2 separate regions of the Homo sapiens genome follow, and region 2 is linked to region 1. A link is an interaction called in ENCODE POLR2A ChIA-PET data of the cell type or tissue named here. Cell type or tissue: OCI-LY7. All regions are shown on one strand. Each heading gives the region's core, and the rest is flanking DNA. Links, peaks and the distances in the headings are about the cores only. Region 1 overlaps FOXP1 (forkhead box P1). Region 2 overlaps FOXP1 (forkhead box P1).

Region 1 (11,951 bases), core at 4,860-9,859:
GGAAACAAGAGCAAAACATCATCTCAAAAAAAAAAAAAAGAAAAGAAAAGAAAAGAAAAAAAAAGATAAAGCAAAAGACCATAAACTACATCATTTCTTGGGTAGACAGAACAGAAAAATTATAAGGATTAAGGACACATGAACAACTAATCTTGGTTATGTTTACCAAAAAATCCTCCTCTTGAGCTTTTCTAACCGAAGTCTCCAACTTTACCCTACCACTGCTTTCATCATCTGGAAATAGAAATAAAAACAGAAACAGGCTGGGTACGGTGGCTCACGCCTGTAATCCCAGCACTTTGGGAGGATTAGGCAGGCAGATCACGAGGTCAGGAGTTCGACACCAGCCTGACCAACATGGGGAAACCCTGTCTCTACTAAAAATACAAAAATTAGCTGGGCGTGGTGCCACGCACCTGTAATCCCAGCTACTCAGGAGGCTAACGCAGAAGAATTGGTTGACCCCGGGAGGCAGAGTAAGAGAAGATCGCGCCACTGCACTCTAGCCTGGGTGACAAAGCAAGACTCTGTCTCAAGAAAACAAACAAACAAACAAACAAAAAACCCCAAAACTAAACAGGAACAGACTCGTGATCATGAAGCTTAAATGATCTACTGCAACCAAAGGACTGAGCCGAGTGTCTGGCACACAGTATGCTGCTACTGCAGGTACTAGAACTGGAATTACCACCTTTACTTCTACACAGTTACCTGGCTTGAAATGAAGAAAAGCCTATTCCAGCATACTAAAGTTTCAAGAGACAATTTATAATTCTTTATGTGCCAGCTTCTCAGATTTCGAATTTAGGAAGTAGGTTAAGAACAGTCACAATGTTTCGTTCCCAAATGATGGAGATAGTTTTGTCAAAAAGAAGTGCCCTTAAGTGAATTATATCTAAATGTGGACACATCAATAAAACATATCTCTATGACTATTGGTGCTGTGGGAAACAATGCACATGGTCACAGGGCACTCAAAATTGAAGCAAAAGACGAACAGCTGAAGGAGCAAGAGATTTTTAGCCTGGAGTGGGCTCAAGAAGATCTGCTAACTCTCCTCAAATCTTTCATAGCTTGTCAAGTAGAAGAGATGGGTTTTCTAGAATCCCAAGGTACCAAACCAGAGTGGGAAGCCCATGCATGGTAGATTTGAGTCCAGTGTAAGAAAGAACTTCCTAGCCCTAACAGCTGGCCACACATATATCGGTCTTTCCCAAGGATAGAAATTCACCATCTCTCAGGTTGTTCAAATGCAGTGTGGATGTTCATGTAGTGGTAATTAGGCCTCAAACACTGAGGCACAAGGTATAAGGAAGGGCAGGCAATATCCTTCATTCTTTTTTTGAGCACAGAATGTCTGTCTTTGAATGTGCATGACATATATCACTACAATACATTGATAGATACACATACATATATATACAAAAAAGTTCACATCCTAGAGAAATGAGGGCAACTTTGCTGTAATGATCACAAACCAAATATTTTGCTTAGGACAAACTTTGGGGCTAACAGCTGGCTGTAATTTACAAAAATTTACCATGTGCTAACTCTTTTCTAATGCTTTATGTGTGTTAACTCATTTAAATCCCACGATCACCTATGAGTTAGGTACTATTATTTTAAAGGTGAGGAAACTGAGGCACAGAGAGATATGACCTACCCAAGATTATACTGTTGGTAGGTGGCAGAACCAGGATTAAAGCCCAAATTGTCTGGCCAACATCCTGTATGCTTATTACCACATGTAGATGTTCACTACATATCAAAGGTTCTACATCTTAACTTGGATCCTGGAATGCATTTATTTTTCACTTAACAAAAAAGATAATTTACAAAGCTTTCAGCACAAGCCTATCTTTGTTGTCTCCTCTCTCCCACTTCCTACCTTTTTTATTACAAAGGACATTTATGTGAAATCATGATATTTGCATCTTAGTCAGTCGTCTTTTCTGAATGTTTATTCCCCAACCCCAAAAACAATACTTTGGTTCATAAATTCTGACTTGGTGACAATCAGAAACTTTTTCTCTTTCATATTCAAGTCAGTTTTATCATGATACTTGATAAAGAAATATTCCTCTAGATTATTCTTACCTTTCTTGAGAAACACCCATTTCATTTCTACTTCTTGGTGGGGCTTCCACCATCCCTTACTCTAAAGGCGCCTTGAGAATAATGCCCACAAACCTTCTTCGCACACCTTTTCTCACTCGATGCTATTTTCTACCTAGGCCTCCGTTTTATGAAAACGCCCCACTCCACAAATTCACTCTTCCCCATGTTTCCCCTGCCCTGACTTCCTCCACCTGTTTACGACACAAAAGATTTAAATCTCCAGCAAAGAGAGGAGGGAGGATTTGCAGCATCTTCTCTCCAGAGTGTTCACATGCACATCTGATCACTCTTGTCCTCCAGAGATTTCTTCAGACGCAATCAGCTGACACGCACATGTCGCCTGCTGTCTTCCCTCATGATAAATTAAGGAACATTTAGAAGAAAAGTTCCTACTTCTAATCCTTCAATACCACCTCTAAGGGCTTTGCTGCACCCAGGTACCACTTGCACAGTAATCTTTATAGTTTTCCTTAAGCTTCTCACATTTTTATTAATGTCATAATTAGCAATATCATCTGAGAAGCCAGACTTGAAGTGCTAAGTTTATTTTTTGCTACAAATTAATATATAACACTATTAAAAATAATACATAACCTTTTTTTTTTTTTTTTTTTGAGACGGAGTCTTGCTCAGTCGCCCAGGCTGGAGTACAATGGTGAGGTCTCAGCTCACTGCAACCTCGGCCTCCTGGGTTCAAGCAATTCTCCGGCCTCAGCAGTAACAGGGATTACAGTTAGGGTAACTGGGATTACCAAGTAACTGGGATTACAGCTGTGCGCCACCATGCCCAGCTGATTTTTTATTTTTAGTAGAGACGGGGTTTCACCATGTTGACCAGGCTGGTCTGGAACTCCTGACCTCAGGTGATCCAACCACCTTGGCCTACCAAAGTGCTGGGATTACAGGCGTCTGCCACCACACCTGGCCTAATAATACATAACTTTAAAATTTTTTTTTAAATTTTCTGTCTTGCAGAAAATTCACCTTAAATTCCTCCACTAGTGAGATATACAACACATTTTAATAACACTGGTTAGGAAGAGACTATAGTTCTTATGTCACTTTTTTTTTTTTTTAGACCAACGTCTGGCTCTGTCACCCAGGCTTGATGCAGTGTAGTGGCATGATCTCAGCTCATGGCAACCTCCACCTCCAGGATTCAAACTATCCCCCCCACCTCAGCCTCCCATGTAGCTGGGACTACAGGTGCAAGCTACCACATCCGGCTAATTTTTTTTCTTATTTTTTGTAGAGATGGGGTCTCACTATGTTGCCCAGGCTGATCTCGAACTCCTGAGCTCAAGCAATCCACCCATCTGGTCTCCCAAAGTGCTGGGATTACAGGTGTGAGCCACCACGCCCAGCCTTACGTCACTTTTCAAAGTCTACTTTTCTTCTTTGACTTGTCTTCCCTTTTCATTTCACTCTTCACCTTGAACCTCATTTTTACATCTAGATATATTTTTGTCTTTTATTAAGTAAAGGAAGGACCTCACTAAATTGTACTCTAAATCAATAATTATGCAGAACAGCCTGTCTCAAGATAAGCATTAAATAAAAACTGATGACATTATTATTTCATCAGAAACCGAAGAGCAAGTGAGCGAGCAGAAACACCAGAGAGCGGGAACAAAGGGCCGGTCCTCGCCACTACTTCCCAATCTTCTTCCAGACTGGGGCTTGGCAAACTATAGGCGCGTGGGCCACATCCAACCTGCCACCAGTGAGCTAGTTTTTACTCTTAAAGGGCTGGGGGAAAATGAAAATCCTACTACTACTTAGTGACACATGAAAATCATGTGAAATTCTAATTTCGGCGTCTGTAAATAAATTGTACTGGAACACAGCCACACCCCTTCATTTACATACCATCCATGGCTGCTTAGAGGGGACAAAGGTAAATAGTTGTAACAGACCAGGTGGCTTGCAAAGCCTAAAATGTTTACTATCTGGCTCTTTACAGAAAAGATTCGCTGATCCCTGTTACAGGCAGAAATTAGACTGAGCCTCCCACCATCACACACATACACGAACTTTTTTTTAATTACAAAAGTTTTCCTAAAAACACAGTAGTAAAAAAAAATAAAAATAAATAAAAATTTGAAAAAAGAACAGAAGGAACCTACCTCCATATTAGGACCACCATTAAAAGCTCATTTTTTTGTAACCGGGGCAACGACTAGAAGCACAGACACCCACCTATTGGCCTCATTATCCACCAGCTCGAATTTTGGTTCCCCTAATTTCTCATGCAATTCTGCAGAATATTAACCATCCTAAGAGTAAACTACCCTGATACCTTTTTAAAGCAGCAACATTATTAACAATTAAAAAGCTGCCACCACACATACACAATAACTTTCTTATATTTTAATATGCATATCCATAGTCTGATTATAACAGCGTGGAGAGATTGACAGGAAATGACTGAGTGTAATGGCTCCAAAGGAGACAGTACATTGATCAGTAAATAATACACGTCCCTTGAAACTGTCTAACTGCATATTTACACTTGTCAACTCTCATACACTTTGATGACAGAATTCTTTTTCAAACATCTAAGTAAAAACTCTAATACTTATTTTTAAAATGCTTTTAATAATCACAAAAAGCATACTTCAAGGATATGTAAGGTTTAAATTTCACCCACCAAATAGTGCCACCTGGAGCATTCATTGCTACATCCTCAATATTCTTGGTTTTATCAGGAAATTGGCAAAGTCTCAAAAAGGTTCAAATACAGTTACAAGCAGCATATATCTAACATTTGCAAGGTGTCAAGCACTGTATTAAGGACTTTTCACAGCCAATAGTGTGGATGACACCACTGTCCCCATTTGGCAGAAGAGAAAACTGAGGCTTGGAAGGAGTTGTGACATGGTCGGGGTTACGGTATTATTGAGTCCTGGGGCCAGGACCTGAGGCTATCCACTCAACTTCAGAGACCACACTCTCCCTAACCAGTCTAAGGGCCTGTGTCTCAGTGTGGGCCCGAAAGTCTGTATTTAATGCGCTTCCCAGGCAGTGCTGAGATGACACTTTGAAAAACACAAAACGTGGAGGTAAAGAAGAAAATCTGATGGGCCCTAAATTCAGGTCTCCTCTACAGCCCTCCAAACACTGCCCGTAGGAAGATTACAGATAAAAATCTATAACACACGTATTATAGCCCTTGGCATGTCATACATACTCAACTATGACAACTGCCATCATTTTATAAGTTACTTGGGGACTGCTGGTATGTCAGGTTAAAGACATTGTATCTGTATTGTCCAGTAAATTACTCCTGGACAAAATGGGCTGATGAGGTCAGCATCTCCTTGCCCTAAGACCCCATATCAATTAAATTATACTGGCAGCTGAGGGCCAGCAGGTGTTGGGTAGAGGACAGGGGTGCAGAGGCCTGGTTCTATCCTGCCTGTGATTGGTTTATCAACGACTAGATTAGACAGTGAGCTAGATAAGCCTCTCATCTCCCCAATATCCCTTTTATACAATAAAAGTGGTCAAAAATATTTAAAAGTAGAGAAAATAGTAAACCCCCTTATATCCATCACCTAGATTCTAGATTTATCAAGCTTCTGCCCCAACATTTTTTCTTATTTTCTGAAGATTCATAAAGGAACTTGCAACTGACATGTCATTTCACTCTTAGATAATTCAATATGCAACTTTTTAAAACAGGGAGAAAAAAGTTCCCTGAATAATAACTGAGGCTGGAAGCGATGGCTCACGCCTGTAATCCCAGCACTTTGGGAGGCCAAGGCGGGCAGATCACCTGAGGTCAGGAGTTCAAGACCAGCCTGGCCAACATGGTGAAACCCCATCTCTACTAAAAATACAAAAATTAGCCAGGTGTGATGGCGTGTACCTTTAATCCCAGCTACTAGGGAGGCTGAGGCAGGAGAATCGCTTGAACCTGGGAGGCAGAGGTTGCAGTGAGCCAAGATCATACCACATACCACTCCACTCCAGCTTAGACAACAAAGAGACTCCATCAAAAAAAAAAAAAAAAGAACCACAGAAATAATGCAGTGTTGAATCCAGTGGCATGACTCTGGGGAGATTTTTTTCAACTGAGGAAAAAGCCAGGAGGTGAGGAATATTTTGGAGAAAATTTTTGGAGGAAGCCATTCCCTTTTACATTGCTGCCTCTATAAAAATCTTGCAGATGAAGCTGCTGTTTTAAATAAGTCAGATTCCACCTCTTTCACAAAGACAAGTATAAACTACAAAATCTTCTCTGCCTAAATCAAAAAGACCTTAAAGAACCACGGAATCTATTCAAAGATGAGGAAGTAGCATGTCCTCATGGTTAAGACAAAGGTTTTGAAATTGGCCCAACTTGGAATAAAACCCACTTCTCACTCTTGCTATGCAATTCTGAGCAGGTGACTTATGCACTAACCTTCTCTCTTCTCAACATTAAAACCAGAATAATACCTAGAACACAGAGATGTTGTTAAGGTTCAATAAGATAAGCAAGGTGATACTTGAACCAACATAGGAAAAGTAAGTGCCTGATGAATAGCTCTCTAATTATTTGTTATAAATATTACTAAAATCTGATCGAATACAGAAGGAATAAAAAGATTTTATCTCATGAGCCTATTCCAATCCATTGGATGGTGCTACATAGAATATCTGTAGGGAAAAATCCAAAAGCCACCATCAGAACAGGCCTGCTGTTTCGGGGGCCTGCTGATTTTGTCACCCTTAATCAAAGTCAACCGTATCATCCTATTATTACGGGCCAAGAGGGTAACAATTCACGTGTTCACCACAGTCACTCTTCCGCACTCTGCTTTTCATGACCAAAAGAAATAATAATATGCAACATATTGAAATAAAATTAAAATGTACATTAGCTAAATGATAGCTTATATGTACTAATTGCTTACTTTTCTTGAAGACAGAATAAAATGACGGCAATTCTCAACAGGCAGCTCAGCAGCCTGCATATAAACTGAATGGAAATTTCCTTCTCTTTGCTTCTGTGCATTACTTGAACCAACTTAACAGAAAACAGAATATTTTCAAAAACAACATGCAATGGAGTTTAAGTTCCTAGAATTTTACATCACGGAAGATATCATTTGAAATATAATAGCTAAATGCCTTCCTCCCTGGTACAGCTTGCTTTGGTGTATTGATAAGAAGTAAGATTAATATGCAAAAGGAAAATGTAAGAAACTTGCCCTGCACCGGTCAGCACCCGGCATGTATGTGCCTCTCCCTATGAGAAAGCAACTGCACCCAGAGAGTGAAAGTCTGGGTTTGGCTCTCACATCACCACTTCCTTGCTATGTTAGAGCCTCAGTTGATACACAGGTAAAAAGAGAGCGACATAGACTCATTCTCGTCTTTTCCAAAGTTACGCAAATTGAAAAAAAAAACACTACAAAACTATAATATTTCACAGACATAACACAAAAACCAGTTGAAGGGTAGAAAATAAACTACCTAACAAGTCAATGTGGTGCACACATATTGCCCAGGCTGGTCTCAAACTCCCGGCCTCAAGCAATCCTCCCACCTTGGCTTCCCAGTGTTGGGATTACGGGCATGAGCCACAGCACCCAGCCCAGATTCTTTCATTAATATGTGAAATATGGACTGTTTAAAAACTGTCTGCCAGATATTAGGGTAAGTACTGGGTATACAAAGGCAAACTGCAAAGATCGCTCAAAAGCCCCGGCCTTATACCTTATACACTGCATTGTAAATGTAAATGGTGACTCTGTAAGCCTGCCTACAAGAATTTAGGTGGAATAATTCTGAGGCCACATCTACACTCAGTAAAGGAAAGAATATGACCAATTCAATGATGTCTGCCAAGGCACAGGATGGGCACAGAAAAGGGGAACTATAAAATCGAAAGTGTGTCAAGAATGTTTGCCACCTCTAATTTAGCCAAAAGGTTTGATGTTTTGTGTAGGTATCATGTGAACGAAAGTCTGCCCAATACATTAAAAGTTTATGGTGAATTTGTATGTCCAGAAAAATGTGTGTATAATCCCGTAAGGGGCTTAGAGAGGAATGGAAAATACATGCAATATAAATGCAGATTACCTTTATTACAAAGTTGGATCATATTCTCATTCCTAGACTAATTTCCTATATCATAAAACCTATATTCAATTTTATAAATAGCATACACCAAGAATCATAAATTCAGTTAATGCAGAAATTTAACAGATTTTTTTTTAATAAAAGTGAGAAAAGGCTGTTTTAGAGCAAATATCTGAAAGGACAGAAAGGGTTCTTTCTTTGAAGATATGTTTTTCCCTTTGACTCTACCTCCTTAGGGACCTAACCAGAGAAGAAATAAATTTCACAGCTAATATATATGAAGTAACATGTTTAACATTATCCAATGAATTTATATCTATCTACACTATATAAATTTATCTCACATAAACTGTCACCTCCAATAGAATTCATTAAAACAATGTTACAGCTTCTGAATTAAATGCAATCTTCTAATTGGAATTTAATCTTAAAATAGGAGTTGGGGGGTTTATTTTTTAATTGACAAATGGAATAATTCATTAGTTTGTCTTACAGTTCTGTCTGAAGAACTTAAAAGTAAATTTGACACAGGGATGGGCTGGCTACTGCTGTGTGGTACTAGGGAACTGGGGTGGGGGTGTGGAGGTTCTTTCATCAGCTGCTGAACACCTCCTGCTGCTTATGGGCAGGAAGGGATGGACACTGTCTCTCACCATCCTGAATTACTACATTACTAATATATTCCATTACCTCCACGTAAATGTCATGTTAATTTCTGATCTTCATCAAGCCAGACAATGGTTTCCACCTTGGCCCCTAGCCAGTTAGCTATGTGGAAAATATTTAGCCAATTACATTACTTGTATTGGGTTAGGAACTGGAGAGAAAGGCAAAATAAACGCATCGAAAATACTTCACAGATAAAATGTAAGTTGACACTGTCTTCGCATGCGGGAGCCCGAGTGATACAATCTGATAGGCAGCTGCCAGCACTCATAACTGCTTATTAAATCTAGCCTCTCTTTATGGTGTGAGTGAAGATCTGTATTTTTACCAATATTAGGTTCATTGTGTTATGAAAGAGACCAAAATACTTAAGATCATTCGCTCCAGCTTATAAAACATATTATGTAGTTTATTAAATTGTTAAAATTACTTTTCAAAGTCAAAATTCCAGAGACTGGAAGTTTAAGCACAACACCGTGGGCTGGCCCCCTGACAGGCTGCAGCACATGGCAGACCAGAAAGGAACCCTGTCGGCTGGCTCTCCTGGCCCAAGGTACCTGCCAGCTGCACATACCTTCTGGAAGCTGCGCCACCACCGCCCCACCCCAAAACCGGTCACGGAAAGTCCATATTCTCGAGTTTTATTTTAAAAAGAAAGGAACTCCCAGCCAAAAAAGTAGCCCTTCACCAAGTCTTCGGTGAGAAGGATGCATTTCCCTTGTTTTTGTCTCTTCCTAGTAAGTCAAAAGGTAGCAATTTGATTATGAGAGACATCAAAAGAGGAAGGCTGGGCAAATAAGGGAAAACAGTTGTAAGCAAATAACACATAACAATGAATGTTGCGTGACGCTTATGTCTTTTCACCAGATCTACCAGCAAGGGACAACCTAGTGGTAGAGACGATGCAATGACAGAGCAGAGACAGACGAACAAACCAACACATTCGCCATCTCTAGTCAGCCCTTCTCAAAACAACTCTATGCAAATGCAAATTGCTATGATCACATTTATTAATAACACTGTGGCTAACTGCCGATTAAATATGCAGCAGGCATTGCCAGCCTTCACTCTGGAAGTCCTGTGATGTGCATCCTATAGGTACCAGTGTCAACTAAAGCTTCACACCAGGAAACAGGAGCCAACTCTGACTCCTTCCTGGTGAACGGTGGCATTAAATAACCACAGCACAAAGAGAGATACGAAGTGCTCAGCCCTTCTTTCGCTGTCTCCTGCCTCTAAGTTAATTTATTATGCAAGCATGGTTACCGCCGGCATCAATCGAGTACATTACCCGTCTTCTGACCTTAAAAAGTTGGCCATAATGATCTATCTGTGCAAACCTTTTATTTCATGGTTTCGTTTCCTTGTGTTTGAGTGAAGCAATCTGTTGTTCTGGATGCCTACCTCTGTAACTCTGACCCTGGTCTACCAGGAGGACACTTACCATGAAACACTTCACTCAGAATTAGAGTTTATTTCAAGCCTAAAGACTCCAAATTGTCAGCTGTAACAATTAATTGGTGCTTCTTTTGGTTGTTCAATAAACTGTAAAGTTCTAAAAGGCACAGGACTGTGAATAAATGTTTGACAATGGAATGACTAACTATCAGATGCATAATGCACGGAAGGCCAGTCACTGCAGCACAGAGGAAGAGAGTGAGTCCTTTGAGCAAGCCTTGGAAATGCACCTTGAGAAAAAAATGGGGCCAGGCACAGTGCCTCACACCTGTAATCCTAGAACTTTGGGAGGCTCAGGTGGACAGATCACCTGAGGTCAGGAGTTCGAGACCAGCCTGGCCAACATAATTAAACCCTGTCTCTACTAAAAGATACAAAAATTAGCTGGGTGTGGTGGTGGGCACCTGCAATCCCAGCTAATTGGGAGGCTGAGGGAGGAGAATCACTTGAACCCAGGAAGTGGAGGTTGCAGTGAGCTGAGATTGTGCCATTGCATTCCAGCCTGGGTGACAAGAGCAAAACTCTGTCTTAAAAAAAAAAAATGGGAGGAGAATAGAAAATCAGAACATATGGTCCAGCTCACAGGATTTCAGGCACCTCTACCTTCTACTAAAAATACTGAGAAGGGAAGTTTTTTAAAGTCTGATAAATACTAAGAACTGCCTTATTTACAAAAATTCTAGTATTCCACTAGGCCTAAAAGAACATTTTTTTCAAAACAGATATCATTTTCATTATAGTTCTTCAGATGGATTTTTCAAATAATGGGCCAAATCCAATTGAAATTAATGAATAAAATGAGCCTCATCTTCAACAAATCCATTCATGTGGTTTTGTTAAATTTCATATATCAATTTTGTAATAGTGAGATTGAGTCAGACTCTCTCAATACCAAAGACAGAGATGACAGGTAACCAAAAACCTGAGTTTGTTGTTATTTCAATACCTTCAGAATTCTAACCCCTTTGATGAATTCTCATGTGTATATGAAACAGACCGAGGCTTTGTTCTCAACTCTACCTGAATTCCTAAAGATATGACTTTTTTTATTATTATTATTATTTTGAGACGGAGTCTCACTTTCTCAACCAGGCTGGAGTGCAGTGGCACGATCTCAGCTCACTGCAACCTCCACCTCCTGGGTTCAAGGAATTCTCCTGTCTCAGCCTCTCAAGTAGCTGGGAGTACAGGCACCCACCACCACGCCCAGCTAACTTTTGTATTTTTGGGAGGGATGAGGTTGCACCATATTGGTCAGGCTGGTCTTGAACTCCTGACCTTAGGTGACCTACCCACCTCGGCCTCCCAAAGTGCTGTGATGACAGGCGTGAGCCACCATGCCCAGCCAAGATACGACTTTTCTTAGCATGTGCTGCCTGTTCACTAATCTACAGACCATCCACAAAAGTCTATCATACATGCATAGCAATGGAAAACCTCAGGAGTTCACGGGTGAGAGAACCGAACAACTTGCCCAAGGCCACCCAGTAAAAAGATCAAAGATCACTAACAGCTCTAAAATTTCATGACTCCATTAACCATTTCTTTTCATTGTGGACATCCTTGCCCGTGTGTTACTGTTTACTATTTGCCTTATTTCTTGCCACTGACAGAAGTAATACTGTAGGGAAGACAGG
Region 2 (11,951 bases), core at 3,857-8,856, 170 kb before region 1:
TCCCTGAATTAATATAAAATATGGTCGAAATCACTGCGCTAAGAAAAAAGAAAAGCTGATTCTCTCAACTATTTACTAACATACTTAACATTTAAAAAATATTTTTATGAACACACTGTTGACTTCACAAGTTTATAACGTAATTTTTTTTTTTTTTCTGAGCAAGGCTTTTCTTTCAAAGTACTCTGACAAAAGTAAATTCATAGCAGAACACACAGGCACGAAGAAAATATCGCCAAGGGCAAAATTCTGCAACTGCTTTAAGAAGCAAACAAGAACACAAAAGATGTGTAATACAACCATCTGGCTCTCCTCTTACTATATCAATGCCTCAACCTTATCCCCACCCCCTGAGCCAACCCACACCAATGCCACAAAACCAAATGGCTTCACTTATGTTTCCTGCACAGCAAATTTACACAATGCAGTTAGAATGCAAAAGTTGATTTTGACACACAAACTAGCATCTTTTGAATTTTCCCCACTTCAATGATTTTGTTGTCGTTATCTGTTCAGAGTGGGACTTCTTTGAAAGACCACCAAGAACCTCACCATGATAAAAATGTTCTCACATGGACATATCTGTTCAGCCTCAAGAGAAGTCTCCCTGAAAACCTTAATCTCTGCCATCTTGTGCTTTCTGTTATCATCAGACTTTAGATGTGGACATAAAAAAAAATCCTAAGCTTATTCCAATTAGAACTTTTACTTTTGGGGGGCACTAAATGGTGGGTTGTTTCCCCAACTTATGATTTGAAATGACTGCACTAATTTTTAATTACCATTCTTGCAAGTCAGCACATTCACTGGAATTTTTCCTTATTCAGCTCAGTCTACAAACATTTACTGAGCAACTACTGTGGTATTAGAAACATGCTGGACAATGGATGATCAGAATCTATTATTTTCCCGTGTGCTAGCAGGACTTGCCTGGTACATGAAACCAGCAACTCTACAGTTTATAAAAAATCTTCCACATGCAGGCAGGCTGAAGCATTTTATTTACTTATATACTTATTTTTGAAGGCAGATATAACAGACATTTGAAAGTTATAGCCTGTTTGTGGGGATCTAATTGCTTCCAAAAGGTGGGAATGAATACTTTTCATGGAAATCTCAGTTTGGGTAAAACCAATAAAGCATCATAAATGATTCTCACCAAAGGGCAACAATGTAAAAAATAACTGAAAAAAAATTTCTTCACAGGCAAACTCTACTCTTTGCTTTTCTGCAGGGGCATGCTGGAGGCAGACGTTCTCTATCAGGCAAGAGTTCTCAGTCAGAATTAAGGTCTGCCAGGCAGAGGGCCACGTCTGGTTTACTTCTGTTTTCTCACTGTTGCTGGTCTTCCCCGATTCCTGCCTCCCTCTCCATGTTCCGGGATGAGACTTTGACTGGTTTCTCAAGGGGCTAACTTTTGGTTCTCTTCTGGGCGTTTCTGCCCAGAGTCCCCTGGTTTGGACAGCAGCGATCGTCTGTAGGACACACACAGTGAATCCAGCCACCGGATGAGGAATTCTGCTAATTGTTTAAGCCTGCACTAGTGTCTGGCCACCAGTTGGCAGACACAACTCATGGCTGCCTACCAGGCCTAGGTTAACACAGCTGGAGCCAGATGACAGGCTCTCAAAGATATTCCTCTCATGGCCACATCTGGCTCTTGGCGGTTCCCACTGCAGCTGAACTGATTCTGTTTGGTTGTTCTGGGCAAAAAGTTTAGGCAACAGATAAGTCGTATTAATTTCAGTTTATGACAAAAATATCAGAACATATACTCCATGAAGGCAGGGATTTTATCTGATTTGCATCCCCCTCCCACTTTTTTTTGTTTGTTTGTTTTTTGTTTTTGAGACATGGTCTCACTCTGTTGCCCAAGCTGGAGTGCAGTGCAGTGGCACGATCATGACTCACTGCAGCCTGGAACTAACTACTAGACTCAAGCGGTTCTCCCACCTCAGCCTCCTGAGTAGCTGGGTCTAGAGGCACGTGCCACCATGCCTCACTAGTTTTTTCAATTTTTTGTAGGGACAAGGTCTCACTATGTTGCCCAGGCTGGTGTCGAATTCCTGGGTTCAAGTGATCATCCTGCCTTTGCCTCCCAAAGTGCTGGGATTACAGGCATGAGCCAGTGTGCAGGCCTCTTGCTTGCTGTATCCCAGTACAGAGCAGTGGCTACGCAGGGTAGGTGTTCAGTAAATACAGAATGAGTGAATAACACTAATCAGTGTATGAGTGGAACAAAAACATTCCTGTATCTTACTCCAGCTACTCTGTTCCTACTGTTGTACGTAAAATGGCTAGCATGCTCGTGCACACAGAGAAGTCCTTGAATGGCTCTACAGCTAGATTTTATTATGGACACGCTCATCTCAAGAATGAACCCATGTACATTGTCAGTATAGCTGGAAAGACCTCCAACAATCCTTCCCTTCAAACTACCCAGTCTCCCAGAATTACCCACATCCCAACTTTATTAGTCCTTAAACTGAGAAACTTGGCAGCTCTGTGCCCACAGGGCCTGAGAGTGATCTCAAAGTAGAAACTTACCTTTTGGCCACCACCAAAGTGGGAAATGATGAGGCAACTTTTCCTGGCACCTTTCCATCCCATTTCCTTTCCCATGCCTCTCTTCCTAAATTCCCTGATATCTGCAGATCCCAGCTCCCTTCTACACTCAACTATGACCCAAGGCGAGGCTTCCCCAAAGCTCACCACCTCTCTAGCTCCCATTAGAAACACATTTAGAAAAGCCTACGTAATTTAAAACCAGGCGGGGCCCTCCCTCTTGGCTCCTTCACTAGAAAGAAGCCCAACTTACAGGCTGTTATGTTAATAATAACTATAAAGCTCCCCTGAGTCCACCAAGGGCTTGCTAAAGGTGAAGGGACACTTAATGGAAGCCTGGCAAGGGTGTACGCATATGCTGCTTCTTTCCCAAAAAGAACGTTAACACTCCTAAAACAAGAACGGCTGAACAAGGCAGATGAGTTCAACAAGCTCAGCATCTGGACTTCAGCGAAAGAAAGGTAATCAAGTGTGCTAGAGGAAGCTGTTGCTGAACTCATCTCCTTTTCTATCATATAAGGCAGCAGGGTGGAGGTATAGATAATTTTTTTAAGCTAAGTATAAGTTTCTGAAAAGAGTACTGTGTTCACTACGAAGAATTCAGGCTTCAAGCTCCCCTTGGAAGGAGCTGCTTACTTCATTAAAGGTGGACCAGAAAGATGAACTCCTAAAATGCCTCTCCTTCCCTGCTTCTGCTATTTGAAATTACTTTAAAAATGAGAGAATAAGCTAGGCTCAGTGGCTCACACCTGCAATGCCAGCTATTAAGGAGGGTGAGGCAGGACGATTGCTTGAGCCCAGGAATTCAAGGCTGCAGTGAGCTAGCATGGTGCTGCCGCACAATAGCCTGGGCAATAAAGTGAGACACTGTTTAATAATGGGGGAATAGGCCAGGCACGGTGGCTCATACCTGTAAATCCAGCACTCTGGGAGGCCAAGGCAGGTGATCACACTTGAGGTCAGGAGTTCGAGGCCAGCCTGGCCAACACGGTGAAACCTTATCTCTACCAAAAAATACAAAAAAAAATTAGCTGGGCATGGTGGTGCTTGCCTGTAGTCCCAGGTACTCAGGAGGCTGAGGTGGAAGAATTGTTTGAACCAGGCAGGAAGAGGTTGCAGTGAGCTGAGATCGTGCCACTGCACTCCAGCCTGGGTGACAGAGTGAAACCCTGTCTCAAAAATAATAAAATAAAATAAGGGAATGTCTTTGTACAATTGCACAATCACAATGAAACTTTAATTCTTTTTTTTTTTTTTTTTTTTGAGATGGAGTCTCGCTGTGCCACCCACACTGGAGTGCAGTGGCGCAATCTCGGCTCACTGCAAGCTCCGCCTCCCGGATTCATGCCATTCTCCTGCCTCAGCCTCCCGAGTAGCTAGGAATACAGGCGCCCGCCACCACGCCCAGCTAATTTTTGGTATTTTTAGTAGAGACGGGGTTTCACTGTGTTAGCCAGGATGGTCTCGATCTCCTGACCTCATGATCCGTCCGCCTCTGCCTCCCAAAGTGCTGGGATTACAGGCGTGAGCCACTGCGCCCGGCCAAGCTAATTATTTAAAAAGCAGTACAACAGGCTGCAAGTGATTGTTATCTACCTATTCATTGGCTGAAAACAGGCTATCAAAAACAACAAAAACAAACAAGTTTTGAAAGTTAGGAAAGAATTTTTATAAAGGCAAGGCTGAGGTTGTACAGATCGAGTATCTGCATTTCTTTTTCTTTTTTTTTTTGAGACAGTCTCGCACTCTCGCCCAGGCTGGAGTGCAGTGGCGCTATCTCTGCTCACTGCAAGCTCCGCCTCCCGGGTTCCCGCCATTCTCCTGCCTCAGCCTCCCGATTAGCTGGGACTACAGGCACCAGCCACCATGCCCGGCTAATTTTTTGTATTTTTAGTAGAGACGGGGTTTCACCGTGTTAGCCAGGATGGTCTCGATCTCCTGACCTCGTGATCCGCCCACCTCGGCCTCCCAAAGTGCTGGGATTACAGGCATGAGCCACCGTGCCCGGTCGAGTATCTGTATTTCTTAATGCATCCTTGGGCTGCCTCACCTAAAACTAAGTATTACAGAATATAGTACTATACAGTATACTTTAGACTAGAATAGTTCAGAATTTACAAGCATGGATTCAAGTGCCCAAGTTCTTATTAGCTCTGGTGCTGACTGACCTTGTGAGCTTAGGCAAATTGCCTAAGCTCTCTGTCCCTCAGTGTTCTCATCCATAAAATGGGCTTCATTACAGTGCATTATTTGCTTTTGTAGAATAAATGCATTGACATGTCATAAGTACTTAGAATAGTGTATGGCACAAAGTGAATGCTCAAAGAAATGATGGCTGCCGTTATTACGATCAGGGATGATATAACTTAAATAAATCTAAAACATCCTACACCTCATTTCTACCATCTCTACAAGTTCTTAAAAATAGCTGGCTGGCCAGGCATGGTGGCACATGCCTGTAATCCCAGAACTTTAGGAGGCTGAGGTGGGCGGATCTCAAGGTCAGGAGATTGAGACCATCCTGGCCATCATGGTGAAACCCATCTCTACTAAAAGTACAAAAATTAGCTGGGTGTGGTGGCGGGAGCCTGTAATCCCAGCTACTCGGGAGGCTGAGACAGGAGAATCACTTGAACCCGGGAGGTGGAGATTGCAGTGAGCCGAGATAATGACACTGCACTCCAGCCTGGTGACAGAGTAAGACTCCGTCTAAAAAATATATATATATATATATATATCTGGCTGTCTGCCATGCTACAGGCTGGAAAAATAAAAGAGAATGTATATCAGATTTTAAACTTCTTAAGAACATAGTGCTAAAATAAAATCAAAGTACTTATTTTTTCCCCTCAATAGTAGTTGGAGAATTGTAGGTATAAGATTGGGGTCTCACCTACCTCAGTGGAGGCAAGTCATTAGTTACAAAAAAGCTACAAGCCAAAGTTAGCCTTGGGGCTGCCTGTCCCACCAACTACCAAAAAAGACTTTGGGGAGATGTTCAAAGAAGGAAAGAGGAGAATCCAGCCTGGAACCAAAAGGCATTGAAACACATTTTCTTGTACTTTTCAAGTCTGTGCATATAGATTCTGTTACTGATTTAGGATCTTAAACAGTTTGTTTATTTTTTAAATGCCTTTCAGCTCACCTTTAATAACATGTTTCTTTGACTTGGCTGAACTGTGCCTCAGAAGAATTACAAGCGGGAATAAGGCTGGGATAAGGCTGGGTAAAAGGTTCAGTGAACTAATCCACACCTGGTCCATGTAAAAAAAAAAAAAAAAAAAAAAAAAAAAGAAAGAAAGAAAAAGAAAAGAAAAAGCTCATATTTTCCATATAGAAACAAGCCCCTTTATATGAACCAGCCTTTTATTTAATTGCTAAGGCACTTTCCACACCGTACAACCTTTCATGTCCTTCTTCACTTGGGTGGGGAAAAGGCACAGAACCACTTTCCAGCCACACCAGGGCGCTTTATCAGCAACAGAAATTAATACTCCTATTAATAATGATAGCAAGCACAAACCTGATTCAAAATGGGAAGCGGTAGGTTCATTTAAGCAGAAATTCCCTGACCAAGTTTTGCCAATAAAAAAAAAGACAAGGATGTCCCCTGAGAACAGATTTGGGATAAACTGTGACAATCTCTTCATCAAAATTCAGACTTTTTTTCTGCCTCAGTTGCGTGACCCAGACTACTAAGTGGAAGGAATAAGGCATGGATGGGGAAAATCTTGAATGAGAGAGAACAGCAAATATCTTAGAGCTAAAATGTGCCTCTGAGAGGTCCAGGCAAGCCACTCCTCTGGGAGGGGACTCTGTGTGACCAAGGTCACACAGGTGGTGGGGACGAAAGCAGGAACTCAAGCCTGTGACTCCCAATTCATAGAGAAAAGCAATGGCTACAGAATATGGCCCCTGGGAACATCAGTCATGTTAAGAGGAGATTTAAGAGGAGGATCCTGTGAACAGCAAAGAGGCCAGAGAACAGAAGGAGAAGTCATGAATGTCCCACAGACTGTGCCAGCCCATTGCATCTGAAGCTGGACTTGAACAAGCTTTACTTTCTCCTATGAAGTCCTTCACTTCCAGGCCCCAGGTATCTTCTATTTGCCTCTTAGTTTTGTTCATAGGAAAATTCTTTTAACCAACTCTGGTTTGAAGTAAGTGGAAAAGGAGACATTTCCACACTTCCGTTAAGAGGCAGCAAAGTGAAGTGGAGAGATCATTTCATTAGGAGGCAAGAGAGGGCGGCTCTGCTCCTGGACCCACCGGTATCTCATCTAGGATTTGGGAAGCCCCTTCTCTTCTGCAGATCCAGGCTCGTCACTGGTACAAGGTGGGGTACTCAGGGATGGTGTTTAATTGCTACAGACGGGTCGCCTGAACAAAGTGCTAAAATGCTGAAATACTTGTGTACTCGCTGGGAAACAGCCCTTGCCCCCAAGCCTCCTGAACACACCCTTGACCAGAACCTTGGACTTTCCTGCCTCCTCCACGGCATGGTGAGGGTTTCCCAGAGCCCTGCTCCAGGGCTAGAGCTAGTGGCCATCGGGATGACCACAGCTGTGCTGTACCTGTGAACTATTCTAACCATCACCCCAGATGCTCTGATAGGTCCCTTTCCAAGGCTAGATGCAAGGACCACCAGGGCCAGCTAATGCCCTAGAGAATGCCACTACCCGGGTCCCACGTGGGGCCCGGCAAGAGACAGAGGGGCTGGAACAAGCACAACAGTGGATCCACCACAGAGCTGCCTTCCTCCCCAAATTACTTCCCTCACTTGGGGCACCCGGATGTAGGCCTGTACAAATGAGGCAAGTCAACAGAATCTTCTTAGGGCATATTCTTTTTTTTTTTTTTTTGAGATGGAGTCTTGCTCTGTCGCCAGGCTGGAGCGCAGTGGTGCGATCTCAGCTCACGGCAACCTTCGCCTCCCAGGTTCAAGTGATTCTCCTATCCCAGCCTCCTGAGTAGCTGGGACTACAGGCGCCTGCCACCATGCCCAGCTAATTTTTTGTATTTTAGTAGAAACGGGGTTTTACCATGTTAACCAGGATGGTCTCTATTTCCTAACCTCGTGATCCGCCCACCTCAGCCTCCCAAAGTGCTGGGATTTCAAGCATGAGCCACTGCGCCTGGCCAGGGCAAATTCTTAAGGCTAAATTTGCTTCTGAAAACTGGAAAGAAATATACCATTGTGAAACAACTCTCAAAGTAAAATCCTCAGCTCAGAGGGAACCCACCCCAACATATGTAATCAAATTATATTTATCATGGAAATTCTAACAGCTCCTACTTTCTACTCCACTTTTACTACCCTCTAGGAAAAGGAATATTTTACTATCCTGTGTTCCAAATTTCCACCAGAGAGTTGAAGCATTATACATGCTAAAATATATAGGAAAGGAAAAAAATTCCCATTATTATTTCCTTCAACCCCCTCTACCTTCTATGCCACCATTACTCAAAAGTCACTCAAACATTTTGCTGGCTGACATGACGCCACGCTGTCACTTGATCAGGTGTGGAGTACCACATGGAATGAATAAATACTTATCCACAACCGCATATTAAATGGGAATTCGCACAGGCGGGCTCTGGAGACAAAGACGTTTCTATACAGAAATATTAACTAAGAATTTAAGTAAATGGCCCCACTGGAAAAAAAAAAGGTCTGAAGTAGCAATATAAACTATATTTAATAGCAACAAAAAATATTTTCCTTTTGGGAAAGCAATTTGGGCTTCTAAAAGTTACTGCCTTTCACGTGACTTAGTACAGTATGCCTGAATTCTTTCATTTCCTAAAACACAGATGCTAGGCCCCAAAATTCTACTTTGTGAGAGTTAATTTTTTTTTTAATTAATCTTCCCCCAAATACAATACTCAAATAAGAAACTATTTTGGTACCTGTCCCCCCCACACAATTGTTATTTTCTTAAGTGTCTGAGTATAACACGTCCCAAAGAACATATGTTCCTGAGGAAGAAAAAAAACCAGGCTCTAGAACTAATACACAATGAAAAATAAATTTAAAGCAGCCTTCTGGTCTGACATAAGAATATAAAAATGATATGAGCAAGAACAGCTTAGTTTACATACTTTTCAGTCACAGCTGCTGCTCCAAAACCACAATACCTTTAAAATGACATTTTAAGGAAACAGATACGGCGTGGCTTTAGCCATAGTTAGATGTAGCTAACACTGAATTAAAGGGGCTTTTCTTTTTATACACACACTTTATATAACCCTGTACACTGGTACAATTAAGAAGAGTAAGTCATTTTTAAAAAATGTAGTGATAAACAAAATGAATTACAAATAATTCTACCCAGCAAGGTTTTTTTTTTTTTTTTTCCTTCTTTTTCCTTTAAAATCGCCAGACTCAGGCATGAAAATAGAGTTTCAGGGACAGAAGGAACAAGTCCCCTCTTCTTGGTTAATATTTAATTGGGTGCTAAAGATTTCTTGGAGAGGACCTCTGTACCTCCAGTGACAGGCATACAAGAGGCTCCTATCTCTGCAAGAGATGCAGGCACTTCCCTGAATAAACGAAAATAACATACAATTAAATCAGACTATTCAATTAATAAATTACTTTGGTGGACCTTGCAGGCCAAGTCCTATTTAATTACATAATTTTAAAAATATTTGCACATTGCAATCACCGAAATTGGCTTTGAGGTTTCATAATACACACTTAACACTTGAGTTAGAGAACACATTTATTTAATAAATGCAGGCCTAAGTGCTAGAAGGCCGTACCACTCTAACTGCAAAATCACTTAGCACATCTTCAGAAAAAGCAAATAAACTTTTTCACTATTTAGACGTGGGCTGCTGTTGAATGTCAGGAGAAGCTGGCTGATTTTTTTGTTTTCTCTGTCATGTGTTGCTTGTAAATCTGACTATTCTGAGAGGTGATTAGAATAGAGCTAATGGACAAAATGGTTCCAGTTAAAGATAACTTAAAGATAAACTAAGGTGGAAGATGTCAAGGTCCTGGTAGTAAAAACCTCTTCAGAGTAAAACAAAGAGAAGTCGTATTAACTCCCCATTTTTCACTTCTTGGAATACCAAAATACACCATAAATTAACATGGTTACTGAGCGTAAAGATGTGTTCCATTAGGAAAGCACACACAAATTCAAGGATGAGGAGGACATTCATAAACAGAATAGAATTACAGGGTACCCCAAAGAGGGCAGAAACATTTCAAAGTGACTCTGTTCCCTATAGTTGTACTGGAAGTCGTGATTTTGCCATTAACTGAAGTTTTCTAGAAAACCACTTGACCGCTTTACTGCCACAACTTTTTTTTGATAGAAATCTTTGTCAAACACACACATTTTCAAATAACCATTGCACACCTTACACCCACAATGGCCTCAGAGCTTTTTGAGCTGTGTGGGGTTGACTCTCTTTACACCAAAAGCCCCCATACCACCACAATAAGGGTTATTTTTGTTGCTGTTTGGGGGTCTTCTCCTTAAAGATTTCTGTCATAAATATATGATCGAGCCTGCTGTGTGCTTTCATTTGCCTGCTTCTAGAAACTTCTATGCTAAATTCCCAAAGCCTCTAAGTTGCTACTAACTACTATGCTAACTATGAATTCAGAATTCATAGTTCTGAAATTTAAAAAAAGATTTAAATTAAACTGAAAAGAAAGATTCTGGTGTGACTTTATAATCTCTGTTCAGTGATGAAACAAAAATTCTTTTCACAGTCTCATAGCCCCCTACTCTCTCCTCCCTTTCAAAAACTTCTGTAAAGAGCTGCTATACTCCCTGTCTCCACTTATTCATCTTCTAAACATCCTGCAGCCCACACCATGCCACTGAAACCTCTGTTGCCAAAGTCATTAAGTTTTCAGTCCCTTTTGTTTGATCCATAGGCTGCATTTGGCAGAGTGCACCCTCCCTTCTTCTCAAACAGTTCCCATTTCCAAGCAGTCTGCCTGTAACATTGGCTCTCCATGATCTACAACCTTCTTCAGCACCCTCTTCTCCGCCAATCTGGTTCTTCTTCCTTGGGCCTTCCCTCAGTGAATGCTACCACCACACGCCTAGCCAATGGGGCCAAACACTCTGGAGGCACATTTGACTCCTCCACCACATCCAACAATGACATCCACTCCATTCTCTTTCCTTCACCCTGACCAACACTTGCCGGCCCACACAAGGGTGCCTCCCACGACTCTGCAATTCCCTTGTGAAGGCTCTTTCCTGCCTTTGGTTTTGCTCTCCTCAAACCTACCCACGGGGAAGACAAACTCATCTTGCAAAATGTGAATGTACAACGTTCCATCAATTCCCAGACAGCTTCCCCAGTCACACCTTAATATTTTTGACATTAGGACGCATCTCAACATTGACATGGATGCTTAACGTTGCATGCTTACCCACGCACATCCCATCCCAGCTGAACAATTTCTTAGCTTTCTAAGGCCCGGAAGGCCAAGGGGAAGCATCTAGAGGTATTCAAAAGGCTGTGCTGGATGTTAGCCGCTGCTTGGTCCTCTGCTTGCACTTTTTTTGCGGCTCTGGAACCACCATTCTACCACGGACAGACACTCACATACACACCCTGTACAGTCTTGTCTCTAAGCCGCTGCACAGATCTAGCCTACCACCGTATTGCTCTGCCCTCTTTCACCTAAGAAATCCCACACATCCCATATAACTCAGGCACAAATACCACTTCCTCCAAGAAGTCCTCCCTAACCTCCCTTTAGATCAATGTCCCTGTTATCTATTCCCTTTGTACACAGTACTTGTCCTAATACAGGCATGACTCCATTTTATTATAATGGTCTATTTAATCAATCATTTCTCTTGCTAAGCTCTATCCCAGTCTACAAAAGGCACTTAATAAATCTTGAATGAATAAAGTAAAAGCTGATGAATTTCAGTAAACAACGTTAACGGCAACAATTTTTCCTTCTTTGGTTCCTTCATAAAATCAGCTCTTCTCCATCTTTGTTCCTCTCCCTACTACAATGGTTCAGCAACACGCGGCCAAGCAAATCAAGTCTGCATAGTATTTGTTCATACCTCTGAAGATATAAGAAATGTGTCACAGCTGATATTTATGTGAATGACTGAGATATAATTTGAACAAAAACTCTTCCGTTCCCTTGAAGTAAAATCATCTTATTGTTTATGATACAGTGCAAAGGAAATAGAATGAGCAAGGAAGCTATAAGAATTTAATCAAGTCGACTTCTTATAAATAAGAATTGAGATTCACTATGCACCCCTAATTACCCTCCCGCTACTAACAGTGTCCTAATTTAGACTGTACCAAAAAAAAAAAAAAAAAGGAAAAAAAACGCTTTCAGATAGTAAGACGATTTTGCATTAAGGTCTCAGATGAGCCTTAGT

The links. Peaks named below come from ENCODE experiments on the same cell type or tissue, not always from the same donor. Only the 100,000 strongest peaks of a DNase experiment are listed, where the experiment ranks them.
Region 2: POLR2A ChIA-PET joins it to region 1 with 7 read pairs; 6 of 35 experiments call an interaction of 5 or more read pairs at or near these places.

What each region holds. Positions count from the first base shown.
Region 1 is chr3:71,479,655-71,491,605 of GRCh38, forward strand. The region is part of intron 3 of FOXP1 (forkhead box P1); the gene reads right to left. Among named protein-coding and RNA genes, the nearest start is that of MIR1284, 56 kb to the right of the region's middle. In OCI-LY7, for the core only: a CTCF peak has its summit at 9,776; a DNase peak (open chromatin) is centred at 7,977.
Region 2 is chr3:71,309,250-71,321,200 of GRCh38, forward strand. All of the region lies in intron 4 of FOXP1 (forkhead box P1), which reads right to left. Among named protein-coding and RNA genes, the nearest start is that of FOXP1-AS1, 25 kb to the left of the region's middle. In OCI-LY7, for the core only: no CTCF peak of the experiment used is centred there; no DNase peak of the experiment used is centred there.